3 separate regions of the Homo sapiens genome follow, and all the other regions are linked to region 2. A link is an interaction called in ENCODE POLR2A ChIA-PET data of the cell type or tissue named here. Cell type or tissue: PC-9. All regions are shown on one strand. Each heading gives the region's core, and the rest is flanking DNA. Links, peaks and the distances in the headings are about the cores only.

Region 1 (4,000 bases), core at 1-4,000, 130 kb after region 2:
GAGAAAGAAATAAAGGGTATTCAATTAGGAAAAGAGGATGTCAAATTGTCTCTGCAGATGACATGACTGTATATTTAGAAAACCCCATCATCTCAGCCCAAAAACTCCTCACACTGATAAGCAACTTCAGCAAACTCTCAGGATACAAAATTAATGTGCAAAAATCAGAAGCATTCCTATACGCCAATAACAGGCAAACAGTGAGCCAAATCATGAGTGAACTCCCATTCACAATTGCTACAAAGAGAATAAAATAACTAGGAATACAACTTACAAGGGATGTGAAAGACCTCTTCAAAAAGAACTACAAACCACTGCTCAAGGAAATAAGAGAGGACACAAACAAATGGAAAAACATTCCATGCTCATGGGTAGGAAGAATCAATATCATGAAAATGGCCATATTGCCCAAAGTAATTTATAGATTCAATGCTATCCCCATCAAGCTACCATTGACTTTCTTCACAGAATTGGAAAAAACTACTTTAAATTTCATATGGAATCAAAAAAGAGCCCACATAGCCAAGACAATTCTAAGCAAAAAGAACAAACCTGGAGGCATCACGCTATCTGACTTCAAACTATACTACAAGGTTACAGTAACAAAAACAGCAGGATACTGGTACCAAAACAGATATATAGACCAATGGAACAGAACAGAGACCTCAGAAATAACACCACACATCTACAACCATCTGATCTTTGACAAACCTGACAAAAACGAGCAATAGGGAAAGGATTCCCTATTTAATAAATTGTGTTGGGAAACTGGCTAGCCATATGCATAAGGCTGAAACTGGATCCCTTCCTTGCACCTTATACAAAAATTAACTCAAGATGGATTCAATACTTAAACATAAGACCTAATAACCATAAAAAACCTAGAAGAATACCTAGATAATACCATTCAGGACATAGGCATGGGCAAAGAGTTCATGATGAAAACACTAAAAACAATGGCAACAAAAGCCAAAATTGACAAATGGGATCTAATTAAACTAAAGAGCTTCTGCACAGCAAAAGAAACTATCATCAAAGTGAACAGGCAACCTAGAGTATGGGAGAAAATTTTTGCAATCTACCCATCTGACAAAGGGCTAATATCCAGAATCTACAAGGAACTTAAACAAATTTACAAGAAAACAAACAAACCAACCCATCAAAAAGTGGGTGAAGGATATGAACAGACACTTCTCAAAAGAAGACATTTATGCGGCCAACAAACATATGAAAAAAAGCTCGTCATCACTAGTCATTAGAGAAATGCAAATCAAAACCACAATGAGATACCATCTCATGCCAGTTAGAATGGAGATCATTAAAAAGTCAGGAAACAAGAGACGCTGGCAAGGCTGTGGAGAAATAGGAATGCTTTTACACTGTTGGTGGGAGTGTAAATGAGTTCAACCATTGTGGAAGACAGTGTGGCAATTCCTCAAGGATCTAGGATCAGAAATACCATTTGACCCAGCAATCCCATTGCTGGGTATATACCCAAAGGATTATAAATCATTCTACTATAAAGACACATGCACATGTATGTTTATTGCAGCACTGTTCACAATAGCAAAGATTTGGAACCAACCCAAATGCACATCAAAGATAGATTGGATAAAGAAAATGTGGCACACATACATCATTGAATACTATGCAGCCATAAAAAAGGATGAGTTCATGTCCTTTGCAGGGACATGGATGAATCTGGAAACCGTCATTCTCAGCAAACTAACACAAGAACAGAAAACCAAACACCACATGTTCTCACTCATAAGTGGGAGCTGAACAATGAGAACACACGGACACAAGGAGGGGAACATCACACATTGGGGCCTGTCAAGGGGTAGGAGGCTGGGGGAGGGATAGCATTAGGAGAAATTCCTAATGTAGATGACGGGTTGATGGGTGCAGCAAACCACCATGGCACATGTATACCTATGTAACGAACCTGCATGTTCTGCACATGTATCCCAGAACTTACAGTATAAGAAAAAAAAAGAGAAATCCGCATGCTAAATCAGCCAATACTAAAATTGTTTAGATATACAATTTGAATAAACTCCATGATCTAAGCCAAATTACCTATGATAACCCATCAGTTATCAGTGCTATGCACCTAAATTGGAGAAACAACTGGTATTCAAGAGGACATAAGTCCATTTTTAAGCATGGACTCGTGGAGAACCAAGACAGCCACCTTATCCTTCCAGAGTCCTTAAGGCTTTCATTATTAAAAGTTCTGCATTTTACGACTTGTAATGGAAAAGATAAAATGATCCAAATTAAATATGTTTGTGTGGTGACTTATAAACTACTAAAATAGTTATAAACAATATTTGGCTTGTCAAACCCATATTCCTGGGAAAACAATCAAAGCTTCAGGTACATTTGGCTACCTGATTGGACATTTAAATATTTATAAGGGATTTCATTCAATTGTCACTTTCAATGCATGTTTTCTGGTTGTATGAAAGCTTTCCCATGCAAGAAGACTGATGTTATAATAGTAGATTATTATGCTGCAGTACATTTTTACATAGTTAAAAAAAGCTGTTTATGGTTCACTGAGGACAATCAACCCCTTCACAATCTAGAACCCAAAGAATGAATCTTCTGAGAACATTAGAGAAAGACTGTCCTTGCCATCCACACTACAGCAAAACTTTGGGACCTTGAACTTTTGGTTTCAGAGATCCCACAACTTTCATAATCTCACAACTGAGGAGGGTCCCTCCACACCCATCGGAACCCTTAAGGTAAAGCTAACCAGGACAGCTTCTCCCAAGAAGACAGCGTCCTTAATGTGAACAGCTTATCCTAAAATCATGGATTAAGACTTCTCTACTATCATGAGACTCTTAACTTTGAATATTTTTTTTCTTGCTTATGCCTCTATGAACAATAGAAGTGAAAAGGGGGTCTGTTATGTGTGTATTATGGGGTATATGTTTATTTGTGAAGGATTTTGCAGCCAGCCTTATACATGGATAATGTTATACTTTGATGGATAAAAGATGAAGGCCCAATGCAGGTGAGAAATTTTAAGGGTTCATATATTGCCTCATAGTCAGTCAGAAACAGAACATTGATTCATTCCTCTTAAGCCACATCATGGGCTAAAGAGAACATTGCCAGGAGGCCTTCACTCTTCTAGCAGGGCATCATTTGTTAGGTCTTTTTTCCATAGTTTGAAGTAAAAGAGGCACTGATTAGAAATGTATCCCTCATGATAGGTTCTATAGCAGATTCTACTGTAAAGCCTATGGTTACACAAAAAACTTTAAATTCTCTTGTGAAAGTTATGCGAAATAATAGAATTGGCCAAACCGAAAAGTATTGGCTAAACAGCTGCTGGCACTTATGATGTATGGAGAAAACATCGGGTATTATAGTGATTCAGTTGTAGGGGATTAATGAAAAAAATCACTTAAGTGAGTAGACTCTTCATGTAGCTCATTCTTTGATCTATTTGATTTTTAGATGGTTTGGTTTGGTTTATGAGGACCCTGGGTAAGGAACATAACCCAAACTCTTAGTATTATTCTCCCAATAGTCCTAATAGTAATCTCCCTGGTATGCTGTATTCTCTCAAAGGTTTTAAATGTTTACAAGCAGCCATCTCCAGAATGTCAAATGGTCTCTCTTCAACTGGAATAACAAGAGCTAAAAGAAATGTGTGACCATCAGGACACCATAACCTATGAATTACATGCTGAGAACAGAAACCCAAAATGATGGTAACTGAGAGTGGCACTGAGGCCCTAGGTTTTGGTCACACTGTCACCTAAGTGAGAACCTGACCAAAAAGGGGGATTTTTTTTTTAAAACGAAATTATGGGAGGCCATTGTTTTGGACTGAGCTCATGCACTAGACTCCAACAGACCAAACCAAACCAAAATGGAGTTGTTCATGCTAAATGTGACAAAGTCAAACTAAGACTTTAAGGAAACACATAGATCCTAGAACAGACCAGGTTTTGTTTTTCTCCTATAAACAGGATGT
Region 2 (4,000 bases), core at 1-4,000:
CAGGCTGGAGTGCAATGGCACAATCTCAGTTCACTGCAACCTGAGTTCAAGCAATTCTCCCACCGTGGCCTCCCGAGTAGTTGGGATTACAGGCATCTGCCATCATGCCTGGTTGATTTTTGTATTTTTGTAGAGATGGGAGTTTCACCATGTTGGCCAGGCTGGTCTTGAACTCCTGACCTCAGGTGATCCGCCTGCCTCAGCCTCCGAAAGTGCTGGGATTACAGGCGTGAGCCACCGCACCCCGCCGAGTTTCAGTGGGTTTTGAGGTTCATTTTGCCAACTTTGAGGTTGAGGTTGAAAAAGAAACACAAATTACAATAGGATCTGTGACCTGTGCTGAGGACCTCAATATTTAAAAAGGAAAGAGAGGGGAAACTGGGAAGGAAAAAAATGGGTGGGGGGTGGGGAAGATAGGCAATGAGGCAAAGTGGTCTTGTGAGGCTTTGATTAGCATTCAGTGAATCTACATTTTACATGTGAAAGGAGGGGTAAAGGGTCAATTATGCATTTTTCTGGAACTCAGTAAATCTATGTTTGACATAAAATAAAGTAAGCATGTGAAGTTACAGCTATCTGTTTGGTAACAAAAGAAAGGCAGTTTTTGCATGACTCAGCTCCCAAGCTTATCTTTTCTTTTGGCATAGTGAGTTTGGGGTCTTGAGAGTTTATTTTCCTTTCACACCTGCTAGCTCATTGAGATGACTTCATCTATGCTGGTGATCACAGGGAAAACTAGAACTCAGCGTCATATACTCAACATATACTGGCTCACAAACTCCAGGGCAAGTCAGAGATGTCTTGCATGCTGAATTTATTTCAACAGTCATAAATATGAGTGCCTACACTGGACAAGGCACTGACAATACAAAAGCAAAGAATCTGCCTCAAAGAGTCCACTATCTAATGGGGAAAAGAGACCCCTTCCATTATCCCATCCCTGCTTACTATGGGTAATCAGCAAGATGAAGTCCTATAATATTACCTCTACTCCACCCAAAGGGGTTGAGGCCCATGCAGATAATTTATTCACCATGACTATCACAGAATTTCTATAGTTTACATCCTGTTGAGAAAAGTCCTTGTGGAAAATTCTCAAGTCTACTCTAGCCTGGTGAGATTGCTTGCATAGACTTAAGCTATATGATTGAGCTCAAAAAGCCCTTTCTCTATTCCTAACACAGGGGATTAAAAAATTAATTTTAGAGAGACCTTCTGTTCCTCCTGCTGCAGCAGAACATCAGCAAGTGTCAGGGAATCAACTGTCCAACTCTGTGAGGGCATCCTTAACTCTGGGAGTGAAATGAGATATTGGAACAGAAGGGAAGGGATTTGTGTGGGTTGCTGGGCCAATAAAGTTTATCCAAACACACATACACACACACACACGCACACATATTAGGAGAACAAAAATAGAAGCTCTATGGGAAGAGGCAGTGAGGAAGATGATGGTGTCAGCAGTTTGGTTGGCAAAATAGGCTGAATAGAAGAAAGAAGTCAAGAAGTCAAGCAGGAAATACTGGTCCTGCTCCCTCTGGGCTGTGATCTCTGGCAGAGATAAAAGAGGCCATTCAATCCTTGGCGGTCTGAAAACTTACACTCAGGGTGATTCAATGATAAAGGCACCAGTGTAGGAAGATGTGATAGTTGCCAGTCGTTGGAAAAGCTGTAGATAGGAAGGTCAAGTGGTACTAGACAAAACAGCTGCACTGCTACTGGAAACAAGTTTTTAACGATCTACATTGGATTTCACAAAGCGTAGAGTGGTATTCAGCTGTTTATTTTTATGAAGCACCTACCATGTGTCTGGCTGTATTCTAGGTATGAGGAGACAATGGTGAGCAAATTGCCATGGCTTCTTCCCTTAAGATGCTTAGAGACTGTTGGCAAACACTACTAGGCAGTAGCAAAGTATAATGTGTTCTCCAGTAGAAAAATGTGCTGGCCAGCCAGGCGCGGTGGCTCACGTCTGTAATCCCAGCACTTTGGGAGGCCGAGATGGGCAGATCACGAGGTCAGGAGATTGAGACCATCCTGGCTAACATGGTGAAACCCCGTGTCTACTAAAAATACAAAAAATTAGCCAGGCTTGGTGGCGGGTGCTTGTAGTCCCAGTTACTCGGGAGGCTGAGGCAGGAGAATGGCGTGAACCCGGGAGGCAGAGCTTGCAGTGAGCCGAGATCGCGCCATTGCACTCCAGCCTGGGCAACAGAGTGAGACTCTGTCTCAAAAAAAAAAAAAAAAAGAAAAAGAAAAATGTGCTGGCCGTGGCTCTACTGGTACACATGGCAACATGGCAATATGGACAAGCTTCCAGAGGAGTGGCTGTGCACAGAACCACCCATATAACTCATTACAATCCAGATACCTGGGTTCCTCCCTGGCTCTACACCTTACCCTCCTCTGCCAAGGCAGGTCCTTCATTTTTTGCCCTTACTGTGCTCCACATATGCCCTTAATACTGCTGCCTGGTTAATGGTGCTGAAACACCAGTAAGAGGGGGCCATCAAGGCAGAACACCTTCCTGCTTTGCCTTTCTCCCTCCTCCTCAACCTACCACCTCCTACCACTCTCTAGAAAGTGCCCTTGTGAATTCACCAATGATTTCTGGTTGCCAAATGCAATAAGTAGTTGTCAGTCCTTGATTATGACAGTTACATCCCTTTTGTGTACTTTTCCTTTTTATTTTTCACTCTTTGAGACAGAGTCCATCTCTGTCGCCCAGGCTGGAGTGCAGTGGTGCGATTTCAGCTTACTGCAATCTCTGCCTCTTGGGCTCAGTGATCCTCACACCTCAGCCTCCTGAGTAGCTGGGATTGCAGGCACACACCACTATGCCTGGCTAATTTTTTGTAATTTTGGTAGAGACAGGGTTTCACCATGTTGCCCAGGCTGGTCTTGACCTATTGGGCTCAAACGATCTGCCCACCTCGGCCTCCCAAAGTGCTGTGATTACAGGCATGAGCCACCATGCCCAGCCTCCTTTTGTGTACTTTTCTATCTCCCTCATAGACTGTGAGCTTGTTGAAGATAGGGAATAGGTCTTATCCATCAACAGATACTTACTGAATTAAATGAAAATTTAACCTAAACTAGTATAAAATAGGACTGTGAATCTGCACTCTCCCTCCCCTTTTAGCTTATTTTTAAATACCCTTATGCAGGCTTTAGAGTCATCAGATTTGTGACAAAATAAGGAAGGCATTTTCTTCAACATCCATAAGAGCAGCTTTAAGAATCAACAGACTCAAGAGGCTTTGACTATTAAAGTAGATGGCTTACTGTTAAAAAAAAAAAAAAAAAAAAAAAAAAAAAGAGGCTGGGCTGGGTGGCTCACGCCTGTAATCTCAGCACTGTGAGAGGCCAAGGCAGACGGATCACCTGAGGTTAGGCGTTCAAGACCAGCCTGGCCAACATGGTGAAACCCCTCCTCTACTAAAAATACAAAAATTAGCAGGGCATGGTGGTACATGTCTGTAATCCCAGCTACTCAGGAGGCTGAGGCAGGAGAATCACTTGAACCCGGGAGGTAGAGGTTGCAGTAAGCTGAGATCGTGCCATTGCACTCCAGCCTAGGCAACAGAGCAAGACTCCGTATGAAAAAAAAAAAAAAAAAGAATAAACAGACCATGTGGTTGCAAACAGGTATCTCAATTTAAACTCTGCCAAAATGAAAGTTATTTGGGGGGCAAATTTCACATGAGGAATTCCAGATGGCTGAAGAAGAGATCAATTGATTCCTTACCTCTTGGGGTGCATTTCAGAACTGACTGACTCTGGGTCAAGTCCAGGGGGAAGCAGTTCTGATCAGTGATATGTTCTGTTTATCAATGGTGTATTTGTTCAACAAATGACCATAAGCCCTTATGATGCCATACTACAGAGATGATAAAAAAGAATGACATAAGTTCACATGGATGGATGTAGAAAGGTCTCTACCACGTATTATTGAGAGGTAAAAGCAAGGTGTAGATCAGAATGTTGAAAAAGATCTCAACTA
Region 3 (5,365 bases), core at 776-4,775, 49 kb before region 2:
AGTTAGTGAGCTTGCAAGTTATAGATAAGTATATCAAAAGAAGCTTGCATTTTTAAATGTCAGTCTTTTTCATTAGGTAGGTTTAATACGTTTTTAAGATTCTGTAAACTTGATATTGGGTGGGGACGCCAACTATTGTTCACTTGGGTGTGTTTGGCTTGGATATTATTGCAAGGACTGGTTCCATAACTCCACCCCAGTGCACTTTATTACTGATGACATTTATTTAAATACCTTGGTGTAAGGTCTAATATTTGTAGTCTATCTTGAGTATTTACAGGGAATGAACTTCAAAATTCTATTGAAGAGATTGATAGTTACTGTTTGGCTCCAGTTAACAGGCAGCAGAACAACTGGGTGTGTCTTGATGGTGTTCTACTTTCTTAGAAAGAACCAAAGTGAAGCAGCTTAAAATCTTGTAAAACCAATTCCTCAGCTGCTTTATGACTTTGTCAGAAATTGGGAATTAGAGCATACCAACAATCTTAAAGTCATTAATTTAACCATCAATCTGTTGATCCTTATGGGCACCAATAATTTAAATTGGTTGCCTTTGTGGGGTTTCAGACATTACAGGAAAAAAGTAGTAAAGGGGGAAATTAGTAAATGCTTCAGCTATCACTTAGTGTCACAAGTTTTCTTATTTCTTACATGTTGCTTAAAAGCGGTCTTAACGTGTGTGTATTTGGTTTTTAAAGATTCTTTGAAAATAAAGATAGTTGTTAGGGCAAATTTTTTAGAGGACTCTCTCCATGCATAATAAGTAACTGTTTCCTAACTTGGAAGTACTTAGGGATGTGGGAGTGTGTACAAACATATATACACTTACATGCTATAAAATTTTAAACTTTAATAGGGGAAGATGGCCCTTTTTGTGTGCCTGTAGCTAAGAAGACCAAAAGATGACACTTTTTCTGGTTAAATGGCTGTTTTAAACTGAAGTGATGTTCTCTAATAATCCTAAATGCCATATTTTCCTTTCAGATTTGTAATTTTATAGAATTATGAGTCTTAATTGCATTTTTTTTTCAGATTAGATAGAATAACATAGTGCGGCCCTCACTTTTGTGAGGGGCCATATCTAGTGAGTGTGTTGATTTGCTTGGTTATTTATGAATGGCTGCTGGTATTTTCTTTGGTATTTTAAAAGCCAAAATGTATTGCTTGCCTAAAATTTTTTAAATTTAAAAGTTTTTATTAAGAGACTATCTTGGAAAGTGACGGGAATAATGGTTGCCCAAATGATTTCCAAGTCAGTTATAGAAAATGCTTTTGAGGGGGAGAACTTGGCAAACTTAAATAGAAGTTTAAAATAAGTTTATTGTTTTTATTTTATTTATTTATGTATTTAGTCGGTGGTATGGATTGGAAGGTTTATTGTCTTTAAATGGCAGTTTTCCTAAGGTACTTTGTTACACATTAGAGTTGCCCAGTGTTTGCTTTTTTCCAACAGGAAATGGTAGTGGATTGGAAGAGAAGCAGCTTTTGACAGTCCAGGCCTAAAGTTTTTGGATTGCAAAAATAATTTGCTTATGCAGGTTATCTTATCGTTTTAGGAATAAGACGAGTTGGAAGAAGACCTGATCAACAACTTCAGGGTGAAGGGAAAATAATTGATAGAAGACCAGAAAGGCGACCACCTCGTGAACGAAGATTCGAAAAGCCACTTGAAGAAAAGGGTGAAGGAGGCGAATTTTCAGTTGATAGGTAAGTTGTTTCTTGTTTTTGAGCCAGGGTCTTGGTCTAACATGTAGGCTGGAGTGCAGTGGTACAAGCTTGGCTCACTGCAGCCTCTGCTTCCTGGGCTCAAATGATCCTCTCATCTCAGTCTCCTCTTGAGTAGCTCGGACTACAAGGTCACGCCACCACACTGCTAATTTTTTTTGTAGAGCTGAGGTCTCACTATATATATTGCATTGGCTGGTCTTGAGCTCCTGTGCTCAAGCTGTCCTCCTGCAATATTGGGATTACAGGCGTAAACCAAAGAAGTCTTCATATTTTGTTACTTTATAGAGTCACATTTTAATGTTAAGCTATAAATTGGGCATAATTGCCAGGTAGCAGTCTGGCTAATTGTTTCTATTAATTTTTCACAGAAACATCTGTATGTGTGCATTGTTAAGCTTTAGATCTTTGGGTAACAGTTCAAACTTAGGTCTCTTGTAATGGAAACACTTTGTTGAATTGATAACCAATTTCTTTTTCTTTCTCTCTCCAGATACAGAGTTAAAAGGAAAATACTGTTAGTTGAAGGAAAATACTGTTGGTTTATTGTTTATAGCAAATAAATTACTTATGCAAGTTAGATGTGTTTAATTTTTAAGTGTATTGGTAAATAGTGATGGACTGGATTATATGTGCAATGAATAGCAGTGGAAAAGTATATGCACTGGTAGTAATGCTTTAGAGTGCTAAAATAGTTTTCTTGTTTTGGGAGGCTGTCTTGTTCTGGTTTCCTTTGTGTTTAGAAACAGACTATTTTGAATTTTCTGAAGTGTATGTATTTAACTATTGGTTTTTGAGCCAGTAAACATGTTCTGTATTTTTGATCTTTTGGATGAATTTTCCTCATTTCTTCTGGAAACCATGGAAGTATAATTTATTTGTTTATATTATAGACCGATTATTGACCGACCTATTCGAGGTCGTGGTGGTCTTGGAAGAGGTCGAGGGGGCCGTGGACGTGGAATGGGCCGAGGAGATGGATTTGATTCTCGTGGCAAACGTGAATTTGATAGGCATAGTGGAAGTGATAGATCGTAAGTCTTACTGGTTTTTATTTTACTTTAATATTTTAATCTATTTAATAAACAAACTTTGAATTTCTAGAACTAAAGAGTATTATGTTAACTCAGTTTTGTTAGTTCTTTTTCACATTACAGTGGCCTGAAGCACGAGGACAAACGTGGAGGTAGCGGATCTCACAACTGGGGAACTGTCAAAGACGAATTAACGTTGGTATTCTGATTTTCTTAAAAATTCTATACCTAACTAGAGGTTAATCCATACCTCTGTCAAATTTTACTTGTCTCTGAGATAAGAATGAATGCTCTCTTCTGAGAGTTACTATATTACAAGATAATGTCTTATGGGATGGGTTTGGGTTATAGTATATTGAATGACCGGTTTTTTAATATTTCGATATATTTGTTACTCATTTTTTCCCCCCCATATGTATTTGTAGCTTTTCCTGAAACCCCACAATAAGGTTATTTGGGTATTCTGATTATCTTAGTGTCCTTAATAGTTCCTATTCTAGCTTTTGACTTTGTTGTCATTACAAAATTTGATAAGCTAGTAAAGCTTCATTTTATAATTAACTGCCTTGTTCTGTTACTTTTTAAGTATGAAGTATATGAACTAACTAGTTTATATTGTTTACTTTTCGACGTCTTCTGGGGAGTATATTTAGTAAGAAAGGAGTTAGAGAATGTGAGAGCTTATGGTATTTTTGTATGAAGAACTTTTCAGCTACATGTAAATGGACCTAGATGCCTTTCTTTTTCTTTCTTTCCTTAGAGAGTCCCCCAAATACATTCAGAAACAAATATCTTATAATTACAGTGACTTGGATCAATCAAATGTGACTGAGGAAACACCTGAAGGTGAAGAACATCATCCAGTGGCAGACACTGAAAATAAGTAAGTGGTATTGCGTGTAATAGTAATGACCCAGAATTGAAAGCACTGGAGTTTTACCAATAAGATAACCCATAGATTTAATGCTGTTACTTGATGGCTTTTTGTTTTTGACAAGGGAGACTTACTGTACCCTCATCCCTCAAAGAGTATTTGAAAGAATGCTTTTTTTTTCTTTTTTTAATAGAGACAGGGTCTCACTATATTGCCTAGGCAGGTCTCCAATTCCTGGGCTCAAGCGTTCCTCCTGCCTTGGCCTCCCAAAGTGCTGGGATTACAGGCATGAGCCACTGCACCCAGCCCTTAAAAGAGTGGTTTATGTGTATATATTTGACTCTAACGCTTTGAAAAATAGAATATTTTAATGTGGTTATTTCTGTTTGATTAGTCATTTTACCATTGTCATACAACTGTACAAATTTTACTTTGAGATAGTTAAAACTAGAAAATGTGGCCATTTTAACATTAGTTCTATCTTGAAGTTATTTCCAATGTAGAATTTGGAACATAGCATTACTGGCCTGTTTTTAAATGTATGAAGAGAGCAAAGATCAGAGTATGTTATTCACTATCTTTTTTTTTTTTTTTCTTTTTTTGAGACAAGATTTCATTCTGTTGCCGAGGCTGGAGTGCAGTGGAGTGATCTTGGCTCACTGCACCCTCCGCCTCCTGGGCTCAAATGATCCTTCCACGTCAGCCTCCTAAGTAGCTGGGACTATAGGTGCCTGCCACCAGGCCCGGCTAATTTTTGTATTTTTAGTAGAGACAGGGTTTCACCATTTTGCCCAGGCTGGTCTTCAACTCCTGAGCTCAGGCAAGCCACCCACCTTGGCCTCCCAAAGTGCTGGGATTACAGGCGTGAGCCACCTTGCCCAGCCCTTCACTAACTTTTTTTTTTGTGTGTGTGAGATGGAGTTCACTCTTGTTGCTTAGGCTGGAGTGTAGTGGCACTGTCGGCTCACTGCAACCTCCGCCTCCCGGGTTCACGCGATTCTCCTGCCTCAGCCTCTGGAGTAGCTGGGATTACAGGCACCCGCCACCATGCCTGGCTAATTTTTTATATTTTTTAGACCAGCTGGCCAGGCTGGTCTCGAACTCCTGACCTCGGTGATCCACCCTCCTTGGCCTCCCAAAGTGCTGGGATTACAGGTGTGAGCCACCACACCCAGCCCTTCACTAGCTTTTAAAATTACATGGTGTTTTGTTTTGTTTTGTTTTGTTTTGTTTTGTTTTGTTTTGTTTGGAGACATTCTCGCTCTGTTGCCCAGGCTGAAGTAACAGTGGCGCTATCTTGGCTCACTGCAACCTCCGCCCCCTGGGTTCAAACGATTCTCCTGCCTCACCCTCCCGAGTAACTGGGATTACAGGCATGCATCACCACGCCCAGCTAATTTTTTGTATTTTTAGTAGAGACAGGATTTCACCATGTTGGCCAGGCTGGTCTCGAACTCCTGACCTCAGGTGATGCATCCGCCTTGGCCTTCCAAAGTGCTGGGATTACGGGCATGAGCCACCACGCCTGACCTAAAATCATGTTTACTTTGCCAGTTATTTGTTACAGTATTGTGGTTTAAAGTCTTGGATTACAGGTTATTTAGGACAGTGATTCCTAACCAGAAGCATATTCAAGTTAGTTGGGGGGTGGGAGGGGCAGATGTTTTCTAAACTTTTTCTTTTTTCTTTTTTTTTTTTGAGATGGAGTTTTGCTCTTGTTGCCTGTGCTGGA

What was found. Peaks named below come from ENCODE experiments on the same cell type or tissue, not always from the same donor. Only the 100,000 strongest peaks of a DNase experiment are listed, where the experiment ranks them.
Region 1: POLR2A ChIA-PET joins it to region 2 with 5 read pairs; 2 of 35 experiments call an interaction of 5 or more read pairs at or near these places.
Region 3: POLR2A ChIA-PET joins it to region 2 with 8 read pairs; 9 of 35 experiments call an interaction of 5 or more read pairs at or near these places.

What each region holds. Positions count from the first base shown.
Region 1 is chr1:67,241,309-67,245,308 of GRCh38, reverse strand. All of the region lies in intron 9 of IL23R (interleukin 23 receptor), which reads right to left. Among named protein-coding and RNA genes, the nearest start is that of IL12RB2, 65 kb to the left of the region's middle. In PC-9, for the core only: no CTCF peak of the experiment used is centred there; no DNase peak of the experiment used is centred there.
Region 2 is chr1:67,374,093-67,378,092 of GRCh38, reverse strand. The region is part of intron 13 of IL12RB2 (interleukin 12 receptor subunit beta 2); the gene reads right to left. Among named protein-coding and RNA genes, the nearest start is that of SERBP1, 54 kb to the left of the region's middle. In PC-9, for the core only: no CTCF peak of the experiment used is centred there; a DNase peak (open chromatin) is centred at 1,532; H3K27ac peaks cover 573 bases.
Region 3 is chr1:67,422,477-67,427,841 of GRCh38, reverse strand. It overlaps SERBP1 (SERPINE1 mRNA binding protein 1), which reads left to right. Exons shown (of 8, transcript NM_001018069.2): 2 at 1,557-1,707; 3 at 2,619-2,759; 4 at 2,865-2,954; 5 at 3,565-3,642. Among named protein-coding and RNA genes, the nearest start is that of SERBP1, 5.2 kb to the left of the region's middle. In PC-9, for the core only: no CTCF peak of the experiment used is centred there; no DNase peak of the experiment used is centred there; H3K4me3 peaks cover 538 bases.